2 separate regions of the Homo sapiens genome follow, and region 2 is linked to region 1. A link is a contact called in ENCODE Hi-C or POLR2A ChIA-PET data. All regions are on one chromosome and are shown on one strand. The core of a region is the stretch at or near the end of the contact, and the rest is flanking DNA. Distances in the headings are between cores, read along the strand shown. Region 1 holds the start of RIPOR3 (RIPOR family member 3). Region 2 overlaps PARD6B (par-6 family cell polarity regulator beta).

What was found. A loop is a pair of places that touch in the nucleus more often than their neighbours do. ChIA-PET counts read pairs that join two places held with the same protein, here RNA polymerase II (POLR2A). Pooled maps may share reads with other maps.
Region 2: a loop to region 1 is called in a pooled map, with 2.0 times the contacts of the local background. The contact joins the enhancer-like site here to the promoter of RIPOR3 in region 1. A Hi-C loop is called at or near these places in 9 of 168 maps with a recorded cell type or tissue (A673, Caco-2, G401 and 6 more) and 5 of 50 pooled maps. POLR2A ChIA-PET finds 5 or more read pairs at or near these places in 19 of 52 experiments (AG04450, B cell, BJ and 13 more).

The regions. Positions count from the first base shown.
Region 1 is chr20:50,686,926-50,693,084 of GRCh38, forward strand. RIPOR3 (RIPOR family member 3) reads right to left here and starts at 4,617. Exons shown (of 22, transcript NM_001290268.2): 1 at 4,201-4,617. The coding sequence starts at 4,203. RefSeq lists an enhancer at 2,845-5,700.
Region 2 is chr20:50,740,505-50,746,421 of GRCh38, forward strand. The region is part of intron 2 of PARD6B (par-6 family cell polarity regulator beta); the gene reads left to right. Among named protein-coding and RNA genes, the nearest start is that of PARD6B, 12 kb to the left of the region's middle. Within about 2 kb of position 4,112, at least 26 of the 41 ENCODE cell types and tissues checked have a DNase peak (open chromatin) inside an H3K27ac peak, as active enhancers do; they include A673, HCT116, PC-3 and 2 more, where a contact is called at or near this core.

The DNA of each region.
Region 1 (6,159 bases), core at 3,367-5,866:
TTCCTCTCGTGCTTGCTGGCTTAGGCCCTTAAAACTGGAAAGGGCCCACCTGGCTCCTAGAGTTTCTAAAAATAGCAAGCTATCTGAACTTTTCCTATAGGTTTGGCTTAGCCGTTCCTCTGACTTGTTCCAAGATGCCATTTCTGTTAGGGCATCATTCGCTGTGCATGAAAACAAAGGATGGCAGGAGACAGACTAGAAACGGAAGAGGACTAATCGGGAGCCGCTGCGGACAGAATCCAGAAATGCCCTGCAAATGCAGACACAGTGGACGCAATGGAGAGTGCATACCAGGGCCTGTGTCGCTGGTGGAGCTGGGGCCCACATGCCGCTAGTGTAGACAGGATCTCTACTCCACCCGATCTCTCTGCATCCACTCCAGTGCTTCGGGCAAGAGAGAGGAGTTTGGCTGCTGGTTTAAGTGAGATGGGGAAATTGAAAGATTTGCATCCAAGGCCCATGCCTGGGGTCTGAATTCCTTTGGAAGAGGACTGAGGACTGTTCAGGAGACGATTTTTGACAATCCAGACACAACCATAGATGCTGTGGAACCAGTGGTATGCTGGCAAAGGTTTAGCAACCAGCTCTCCAAGGGAAAGTGAGTGTGTGGTGCACAAGTGTGCATGGGCGAGTACATATATTTGCATATCCACACACACATATACTTCGGTTTATTATAAATTGTATTGACGTAGGCTGGGCGCAGTGGCTCGTGCCTGTAATCCCAACACTTTGGGAGGCTGAGGTAGGTGGATCACTTGAGGTTAGGAGTTCGAGACCAGCCTGGCCAGCATGGTGAAACCCTGTCTCTGCCAAAAATATAAAAAACTAGCCAGGCATGGTAGCGGGTGCCTGTAATCCTAGCTATTTGGGAAGGTGAGACAGGAGAATTGCTTGAACCTGGGAGGCGGAAGTTGCAGTGAGCCATGATTACGCCACTGTCCTCCAGCCTAGGCAACAGAGTGTGACTCCATCTCAAAAAAAAAAAAAAATTGTTTTGATGTAAATGATGTGCAGCACACAATTTACAAATAAAAATAAAACTTACAATACCTTTTCTTTTATAAATGTAATATAATCATTTCACTCACAGGTAGCAGTTTTGTTGATTTTTGCCCCCAGCAAAATCTGTAATCAACCTATGGTTACAATTGATGAAGGAGTGTAATTCTTCAGAAATACCAGTTAATATTTTCCTTTCTAAAAAATTTCTAATTATTTGTTTATGTATTTTTATTTTTTTGAGACAGTGTCTTGCTCTGTGGCCCAGGCTGGAGTGCAATGGTGAGATCACAGCTCATGGCAGCCTCAACCTCTTGGGCTCAAGCAATCCTCCCACCTCAGCCTCCTGAGTAGCTAGGACTACAGGCACGCACCACCACACTCGGCTAGTTTTTTCTCAAATTATTTGTAGAAATGGGGTCTTGTTATGTTGCCCAGGCTGGTCTCAAACTCTTGGGCTCAAATGATCCTCCTGTCTCAGCCTCCCAAAATGCTGGAATTACATGCATGAGTCACCACACTCAGCCTTGACTACCTTTGTTTTTCATAGAATTTATTGAATTGTAAGTTCATATAATTTAATTTTTAACAATGGTGTGTTTAGCAACCCGTTCACCTAATTCCTGAAAATCTGACAATCAGCTTTCACAAGCTGGCACAAGCTGCCTCCAGCACACCTCTGTCTGGGGACAACATGGCAAAGAATATCACCGAACTGAGGAGGAAGCCATTCTCTTCACATCTGCCCAGAACCCAGGGTATCTCAAGCACTAAACAGCGGGAAGCTTTGGGAGTTTACAGAGATGGCACCATGGACGCTGCTGTGCTGGGCAGGGAAGCATCTCCAAATGGCCTCAGAGGAAAGAGGAAGCAGGAAGGATGAATAAAACTAGAGACTGGTTCACAAAGGCACTCGAAATACCCCTTTGGAGCTCCCCAGGATGAACTGGGGGACCCTGGGGGGAGCACTGAGGTTCTGATGGGGAAAACCTCAGCAACCAGTGGGCATCTGGGCCAAATCACTTAGCACAAACGCTGAGCCACAAAATCATGATACGCTTTCAACAACCCATTAGGCACCTCAGAAGCTGCAGGGCCATAGGGTTGTTACAACCGACACCCATGCAGGTGGTACCACAGGCCATCAGTCCTTTTCCCCAAGTCCACCTTCATTCCCGCCTCCTCCAGTACCATCCTGGACTTCTCTAGGGAAGTGGTGGGGAGATTTACTCCTCTCCAAACTTCTTTTTTTTTTTTTTTTTTTTTTGAGACGAAGTCTCGTTCTGTTGGCCAGGCTGGAGTGCAGTGGCACGATCTCAGCTCACTGCACCTCTCCCTCCCCAGTTCAAGTGATTCTCCTGCCTCAGCCTCCCAAGTAGCTGGGACTATAGGCACGCACCACCACGGCCAGCTAATTTTTGTATTTTTAATAGAGATGAGGTTTCACCATGTTGGCCAGGCTAGTCTCAAACACCTGACTTCAGGTGATCCGCCTGCCTTGGCCTCTCAAAGTGCTGAGATTACAGGCGTGAGCCACCGCGCCCAGCCTCACTCCAAACTTGATCTTACTCTCAGACATCTTACTCTCAGACGCTTAAGTTCTCAGTTCGGAACTTAAGCGCTCTTCAACCAGACTCATGGAATCTCAGGGTTGCGGAGAGATTTTAGAGGTTTCCTGAAATAGTCCCTTTGTTTTAAAGACGAGGAAGCTGAGAGAAGGGAAGTGACTTGCTCAAGGTCACAGAGAAAATCCAGGGTGGAACTGGGTAGGGTGACCAATTGTCCCAGTTTACCTGGGACTGGGGGGGCTTCTGGACAAGTTGCTCCCAGATCTGAGACCACAACTCAGGGCTGACTTGTCCCCAAGGTGGGTGGTGGGGGGTTCACAGCCAGTCCCTGAAAGGAAAGGAGGCCTGGATCAGTACAGAGCTGCTTTGGGATGGAATTTTCCAAGGGAAGAAAAAAGAAAAGGCCACATCTGGGTGCTGGGACCTTTCACTCTGGCCCGATGCCTGGAACCCCAGGGATTCCCCACCTGCTGTGTGTTTCCTGGCCCTTGAGTGTAACCTGCACCCTCCCTTTCCGTGCCAGGGAGACACGAGCTGACTTTATCTGTCTCTTATCTCTTGGCTGCTGCCAGCCACAGCTGCAGGGATATATATGCAAATAGCTTACGATAATATTAATATGTGATTCCCCCCAGGGGAGGCATGTGGAAAGCGCTGTATGCGTTTCACAATTCTGTTTCATCCAAAAACACTGCACGGGCCCAGAGTGATTCGAAACAGATTTTCTGCAAAGGCAAAATAAAATTGGAACAAAACCTAGTTGAGGCATATGCCAGTCTCCCTGCCCCCAGCTCTCTCCACCTCTGACATATTAACCCTCTTCTCTCATGCCCCCAGGAGCCTCCTACGACAAGGCAGCAAATCTAGGAAATTGCACTGGGCACTCTTCGTTCAAGCCTGGAGCCCCTGCCCCATCCCAGGGCAGCCAGCCTCCACCCTGGGCTGACACATCCTTTAGAGAGTAAAAGGCTGCTTGCCAGTGTCAGCCTGTCACTCCTTCTGTCCCACCTCTGCCTCCTTCCTGCAGGTAATGCTCCATCCATACCTCCTTCTCCTTCACCCCTGCTGCTTGGGATAATTGCAGAACCATGGAGCACAGAATACAGAATACTGGGGGTGTACAGGAGAGTTTAGCCAAAGCAAGTCAGAAAAACCTAGGTCTTTTTTCGTTTCTGCCACTGACCGGCTGTGTGACCTCAGCAAGTCACTTCACTTCGCCCAGCTGCTGTTTCCTCAGGGTACAATGAGGACACCAATAATACTTACCCTGCAGGGGGCTTACCGGGATTTCCCGAGCCGACGCTTCAAAAATGCCTACACAGTGCCTGGCGTATAGCAGATACACAAGGAATAGCTGTCATCATGAGAATCTCTTAAAGATCACCTAGTTCAACCACTGTTTTAGAAACGGACAAATGGAGGCCTGCAGAGGGCAAATAACTTGCCTAAGGCCACACAGCACGATACCGCCATCCCATCTCAGCCTCAACCCAGGTTCCCTCCTCCGGCCTTGGGAGCTCCAGGTGGCCTGTGAGGAACGGCTGCCTCCTCCTGTCACCCCCAGCTCCAGAAGTCTGTCCACACAAGGCGGCGTCACGGCACACATGGGGAGCAGTCACTTCACACTCACCATCGAGCAGGTCTGGACACTCGAGTGCAGTCCCGCCGCCCTCCTTGCAGCTGCCTCACTTTCCCTATTGCCGCCAGCAAGCGTCTGCTCCCATCTGGCCCGGGACTCCCGGACTCGAGCTAGGGCTCTGCAAATTCCATCCACACTGGCCACCAGCCGCTGGTCCCGCTCTCTGGGAAGATCGCCTTGAGGACCTGCTGCGCCCCGAGTCTTCCTTCTGGTGCAGGGAGGCCGGTGCCCTGCCGGGCTCTGATAATGCAGCCGGGACTCTTATCTGGCCTGTGTCAGGGTGCAGGCGGCCATGGAGCTGGGGTTCCAGGAAGCCCTCCTGGGGCCCCCCAGCCGGCCCCGCTCCCCCCGGATGCCGCCTGCTGCTCTGGACGCGGCCGATTGCTTGTCAGTGTCACTCCCAGCTCTGCCGGGGGGAATTCCATGCTGGCCCCCAGCAGGCGGGGCCCCCACCCCTTCACGTCCCACCCCCCACTCCCATTTTGGCAAGGGGACTGGGAAAAGGCAGCTAATTTCAAGTCCGCACAGCGTTTGTGGTCGTGTCCTGAATCCTCCACGATTAATCACAGAGCATCTGATTTCTGCTTTGCCTCAGAGAGGGGCGGAGGGGACGCCTGGAAGTTTCTGTTTACTCCATTCTGCACCAGGCTGCGTGCTAATCACAAACAGACTGGGACGCAGCCTACCCCTCCTAAACTGCTCTTGGCCACCCCCTCCCTCCTCCAGCCCTCTCCTTCCTCTTCTTACCTTGTCACTTTCCTCCAGCCCCTTCCTCACTCTTTCTCCTTTCCCTCCTTTCTTTCCCCTTTCCCATCTGTCCGCCTCTTCAGTCCAGATCTGATCCATTGCACACCCCTTCCTTCCGTCCTGGGTTTCCCCCAAGCCCCTTTCCCCCTTTGCGCCTCCCACTTCTCCTAGATTGAGAGTCAGCTTGGTTCTTTCCTTTACATCCATTAGTGAGGGTCAGGCTCTTTTGTTATGTTTTTTTTTCTTTTGTATAACTTAATTATTTCAGGGTTCGGGGTGGGCGCTCGCCCCTTGCCCAGTCACACTGGTGTGTGTGCGACTCCTACAAAGTTAACAGTTTCTCCAGGTCAAGGGGTGGGATCCAGGCTTGGTGATGTGCACAATTTCTTTTGTCCACTTGACACATCTCTGCGTCCTGATTCTGCTCAGGGACGGACCCAAGAACAAAGCAGCCATTTACCGCCTCCGGAGGGGAGGCCAGCCCTGTGGCACATCCAGGGCCTTGGAACACCTAGAGACAGATTTCTCTCCCTCGCCTTGGCTCCTTTCCACTCTGCAGCTAGTGTGGAAAAGAAACCAGAAATAAACAGCACCAAAGAACAGGAACGGACACCCCTCCCCATTAAAGCACACACACAGACTCTGAAGGGTAATTTGGCAAAGACCTCTGAAAACCAGAGATGAGGGTCTCCTACTACTTATGCCTGTGCACAGGAGACAGGCACAGAGATGCTTGCTGAGAGCTGCTTATCATAGGAAATGATGGGAAATAACTGAAATGCTCATCCAATAATGACTGCTTGAACAAGATGTGAAAGATATGGTACATCAGGCAGCGGTTTTTTGTTTTTTGTTTCCTGACAATGGGCCTTGTCTGTCATCCAGGCTGAAGTACAGTGGTGTGATCTCAGCTCACTGCAACCTCCATCTGCTGGGCTCAAGCAATCCTCCTGCCTCAGCCTCCCAAGCAGCTGGGACCAGAGACGTGACCCACCATGCCTGGCTAATTTTTTTAAAACATTTTTTGTAGAGTCAGGGTCTTGCCATGTTTCCCAGGTTGGGATGAGGCAGCAAGGTACTTTTTTTTCTTATTTTTTTATTTTTAAAAATAAAGATGGTGTCTCACTATGTTGACCAGGCTGGACTCAAACTCTTGGCCTCATGTGATCCTCTCATCTTGTTCTCCTAAAGTGCTAGGATTAC
Region 2 (5,917 bases), core at 2,862-5,361, 53 kb after region 1:
CCTAACATCTTTTAAGGGTAGTTATCTTTTATTTCCTTTCTAAGTTTTTATTTATTGGTGGTATAATTTTTATTGAGACCTTTGATGGTTTTTATTGTTGTCATAGGAATTACAACTTAGAAATATGTTTCTATGTGCAAATGTTTTCTATTTATTAATGGTAAAATGTCCAATATAATTGATAGCCCTTAGAATTTGATTTAGAAATAGGCAATTCAACAGAAATATTTTAGATTTTAAAAATATAAATTTAATACAAATATGACTTTAGCAAAAATGAAAGTAGGTAGTCAGTTCATTCCTGCTTAAAACCCTCTGATGATTTCCCATTGCAACCAGAATAAAATCCCTTCTGATTTGGACTTCCCAACCTCATCTTCCCTCATTCTCTCACTCCCTCATCACAGTCAGCCACACTGGCTTCCTTCCTGTTCCTCAGACTTGATGAGCTTGTTTCTTTTTTTTTTTTTTTTTGAGATGGAGTCTTGCTCTGTCACCCAGGCTGGAGTGCAGTGGTGCAATCTCGGCTCACTGCAACCTCTGCTTCCCAGGTTCAAGTGATTGTCCTGCCTCAGCCTCCTGAGTAGCTGAGACTACAGGTGCATGCCACCATGCCTGGCTAATTTTTGTATTTTTAGTAGAGATGGGGTGTCACCATGTTGGCCAGGCTGGTCTCGAACTCCTGACCTCAGGTGATCCACCCGTCTTGGCCTCGAAGTGTTCTGGGATTACAGGTGTGAGCCACTGCACCCAGCCGTTAGCTTGTTTCTGTTTCTGTGCTCTTATGCTTGGTTATTCTTAAGGACACTTCACCCTCGGTTCTTCCCACGTCTGCCTCCTCCTGCTTAGCTCAGATAAGTTTGTCAGAGGAGTCTCTTCTGACTACCCTAACTAAAGCCCTCCACCTTCCCACCTTTACCACATCATCCTCTGAAGACCTGGAAATATCTTATTTAAGAATATGTTAACTTGTTTCCTGTCTGTCTGGTTTACCATCAGGTCGCAGCATCTAAATCTGGCAGACTTACTTAGTGTACTATAATGCATGCACTCTTTTTTTTGTGGAGTGGGGACGGAGTCTAGCTCTGTCCCCCAGGCTGGAGTGCAGTGGCGCGATCTCGGCTCACTGCAAGCTCCACACCATTCTCCTGCCTCAGCCTCTGAGTAGCTGGGACTACAGGAGCCCGCCAACACACCCGGCTAATTTTTTTTTTTGTATTGTTAGTAGAGACGGGATTTCACTGTGTTAGCCAGGATGGTCTCGATCTCCTGACTTCGTGATCCGCCCGTCTCGGCCTCCCAAAGTGCTGGGATTACAGGCGTGAGCCACCGCGCCCGGCCGCACTCTGTCTTTTAAGCAAAGTTGAGCAGATGCTTAACTAGAAATCTGATTTTATGTAAACCTTAATGAACATTTAATTCAAGGAACTAATATAAAGTATGACATTAAGTATAGTTACATTTTACTGCTTGATTACAGCACATTTTCTGTTTGCTTTTTGATTTCAGTTAGGCATCAGTAAGGCAGAAGTTACACTTAATATGTACTGGTGTTTTGTTTTGTTTTGTTTTAAGTCTTGCTCTGTCACCCAGGCTGGAATGCAGGGGCGTGACCTCCACTCACTGCAACCTCCGCCTCCCAGGTTCTTGTGCCTCAGCTTCCAGAGTGGCTGGGACTACAGATGCGTGCCACCACGCCCAGCTAATTTTTGTATTTTTAGTAGAGACAGGGTTTTGCCATGTTGGCCAGACTGTTCTCAAACTCCTGACCTCAAGTGATCCGCCCACCTCGGCCTCCCAAAGTGCTGGGTTTACAGGTGGGAGCCGCCGTGCCTGGCCCCAAGTGATTTATTTTATTTTATTTTATTTTATTTTTTTTGAGACAGAGTCTTACTCTGTTGCCCAGGCTAGAGTGCAGTGGTGTGATCTCGGCTCACTGCAGCCTCTACCTCCTGGGCTCAAGCGATTCTCCTGCCTCAGTCTCCCAAGTAGCTGGGACTACAAGCGTGTGCTACCATGCCCGGCTAATTTTTGTGTTTTCAGTAGAGACACGGTTTCACGACGTTAGCCAGGCTGGTCTCAAACTCCTGACCTCAGGTGATCCACCCTCCTCAGCCTCTCATAGTGCTGGGATTACAGGTGTGAGCCACTGCGCCTGGCCCCCAAGTGATTTTTGAAAAGCAAATTGCAAAACCATTTTAAAATTTAAAACTATGTGATCTTTTAACATCTGATACTCTACTAAAATTTCTTTAAAGTGAAAGCTTACAATTCAATGTGTAAACTACTTTATAGTCTGAAGTTTAAGATAGTGTTGTTGGATATCTTGAAAAATTTTTATAACAATTTATTGTTAGAAGAAAAACCCCATACTCTATTCCTAGAGCAGTTATCATGGGAGCAAAAACAAAGCACAAGAAACCTGGTATCTTAAAAGTTATTTTCATGCAGAGGATCCCAATCCCCCATTCCCTGTTAAGAGTATTAGAGTTTATCCTAATTGATTCGGGAGATGGGGAAGAGAAGGTACAGAATAGACTTTCTGCTCTCATTGTTGAGGTTATTGCTGTGCACTAAAAATTTTTAAAAAAATATTTAAAGCTTGCGCCTTTTAAAAATACTCAGGTCATTCCTGTCAGTTTGGAATTCAGCCAGGGAAATGTGTATTTTTAAAAGCTTCCCAGCCAGTCCTGATAATCAGCCAGGTGGAGGATCTGTTGATGTGCTACAGAACAGACCCCTCTCCAGATCTAGTCAGAATCTCTACATCCAGACTTCTTGCTATAACACCGTCTGTTTTTGATTGACACCAGACACATATGTTTACCTCTTCGATTTATTCTCGTTTTATTAGGAACACTAGAAAGGCTTTGCTTTAAACTTTGTCTCTCATAGGGCATGCCCTTACACAGATGTGACTTTGTGGCCCAGATGCTGGTAACTGGGCATCTAAATCATCTCTTAGATTTTGTGCATTGGACATTATTTTGTAGGTGTCTTTTAAGGTTACATTTTTATGAATCAGGGTTTAAAGTTGTCTAAGGAATATACATTTTAGTAGTAAATTGTAAATTATAGTTTTAACAAAAGATATGGCCCAGAAATGAAAAAAATAAATTACAGCCTGTAATCCCAGCATTTTTGGTGGCCGAGGCGGGCGAATCACAAGATCAGGAGATCGAGACCATCCTGGCTAGCATGGTGAAACCGTGTCTCTACTAAAAATACAAAAAAATTAGCCGGGCTTGGTGGTGGGCGCCTGTAGTCCCAGCTACTCGGAAGGCTGAGGCAGGAGAATGGCATGAACCCAGGAGGCGGAGCTTGCAGTGAGCCTAGATCGCGCCACTGCACTCCAGCCTGGGCGACAGAGCGAGACTCCGTCTCAAAAAAAAAAAAAAAAAGAAATTGTGGAGTAACATCTCAGTATGTGACACCAGTTACTCACAACAGAAACGTGGGTGTCACCTTTGACACATACCTATTTTTTAGTCAGTCACCAAGCCTATTAAAACTGTGTTCTAGTTATTTTTCAGATTTGTCTCCCCATTTCCATGTCCTCTGCTCCAGGCCAGGTGCCATCCAAATTTACTGAAGTAGCTTCTTTTTTTTTTTTTTTTTTTTTTTTCTGAGAAGCAGTCTCGCTCTTGTTGCCCAGGCTGGAGTGCAATGGCGTGATCTCGTCTCACGGCAACCTCCGCCTCCTGGGTTCAAGTGAGTCTCCTGCCTCATCCTCCCGAGTAGGTGGGATTACAGGCATGCGCCACCATGCCTGGCTAATTGTGTATTTTTAGTAGAGATGGGGTTTCTCCATGTTGGTCAGGCTGCTTGCGAACTCCCGACCTCTGGTAATCCGCCCACCTCGGCCTGCCAAAGTGCTGGGATTACAAGTGTGACCCACTGCACTGCGCTGGCTGCAGTAGCTTCTTGTCCTCCCCCTCCACGTCCTTCTCCAGCCTGCAGCCGGAGTGAGCTTTGTAGAAAAACCAAATGAGTTCACTATCACTGTCTTCCCTTAAAATCCTTGATTTTCTTCCCTTTGCCCTTAGGCTAAAGTCTGTAAACTTTGGTACTTCCCAGGAGGCCCTGTTTGTCTGTTTGGCCCCTGGCTGCCTCTGACTCAGCTCCTGACTCCCTCCCTCCCTCCCTCCCTCCTGCTTTTCACCCTCTGTTCTAGCTGTATTGGATTTCTTTGTCTGGCCCTCCCTCTTCTGGATATTGTCGAGTCCTGTGCCTGGAACATTCTTCTTGCCTTCTACTATTAGCCCCTGGCTGGTTTTCCTCACAGAATCACTTCCCTGGAGAAGCCTTGCCTTACTCCTACAAGCCAGGCCAGGTCCCCTTTACATACTTCCCCAGCATGGTGTGCTTATAGCTCTCAGCACCTTTGTTATAATTTACTTAGAGTATTTGAAATTATTTGTTAGTTGCCATCTCCTCTTTTAGATTGTAAGCACCACGAAAGTAGACACCATACCTATTTTATTCACCAAATCTGTACCACAGAGCACAATTCCTGGCACATAGTCAGTGTTCGTTAAATATTTGGTGATTAATTTTTCTGTATTAGGAATGAAGGGGTCTGCAAAATTTGAATATCTAATTTGCTTTAAGTGATATTTAATCTTTTTAAAGTTGCCAGATCTGGCTGGGCGCAGTGGCTCACGCCTGTAATCCCAGCACTTTGGGAGGCCAAGGTGGGCGGATCGCCCAACGTCAGGAGTTCGCCACCAGCCTGACCAACATGGTGAAACCCTGTCTCTAATACAAAAATTAGCCGGGCATGGTGGTGCATGCTTGTAATCCCAGCTACTCGGGAGGCTGAGGAAGGAGAATCGCTTGAACCCAGGAGGTGGAGGTTGCAGTGAGCCGAGATCGTGTCATTGCACTCTAGAGCGAAACTCCGTCTCAAAAAAAAAAAAAAAAGTTGCCAGATCTATCTCATTTAACCATTTTATATTAGAGCAAGAGTTGGCAAACTAAGGCCTGTTGGCTGCTTTTGCATATAAAATTTTCTTGGAACAGGGTCTCACCATTGCCCAGATTGGAGTGCAGTGGTGCCATCTTAGCGTACTTCAGCTTCGACCTCTCAGGCTCAAGTGATCCTCCCACTTCAGCCTCCCAAGTAGCTTGGACTACAGGCACAAACAAACCACCATGCCCAGCTAATTTTTAAAATTATTTTTGTAGAGACAGGGTCCTGCTATGTTACCCAGGCTGGTCTTAAACTACTAAGCTGAAGCAGTCCTCTCACCTCGCCCTTCCAAAGTGCTGGGATTACAGGCATGAGCCATCATGCCTGGCCACATAATATTTTATGGATTGTCTGTGGCTGCTTTTACAAGAGTGATTATATAGCCTGTAATACCTAGACATTTACTGTCTGACTCTTGACAGAAAACGGTTGTCAACCCCTGGATTAGAACATTTTAAAACATTATTTCATTATTTGATTTCTTCCTCTGATCTTCAAGTGGGGCATAATCTTGAACTTTGTTGATGGCTGTACTATAATGGTTGCTGTTTTGTTACTGTATGGGGATACTGATGGAGCTTATGTAGAAGTTTTTTTTTTTTTCTAGATTTGCTTTTTACTCACTGTGAAGCTTTTATGTCTTACATCTGCCTGCCACCCACAAATGGATCCTTACCCTTTGCTCTGAATGTGTGGTTTATGACCCTCTATGAGCAAAGGAATGAGATTACTAGGCTTTTCAGAATTAATGTTTAAAGAGTAAGAGGTTCAGAGGGAAGCCCTGCAGGATAAGTGAAGAACAGCCACTATTTGTGTGTAAGAAAGTAAGACATCCAGTTTGACTATTTGGAGGCCTTCTAGGTGGATCCTTGTCTGTTCAGTTAGCCGAGATCATTGGCTGAAGAAAAGGCTTGGGATAAATGCGGTGCTGCTGTATCAGCCCAT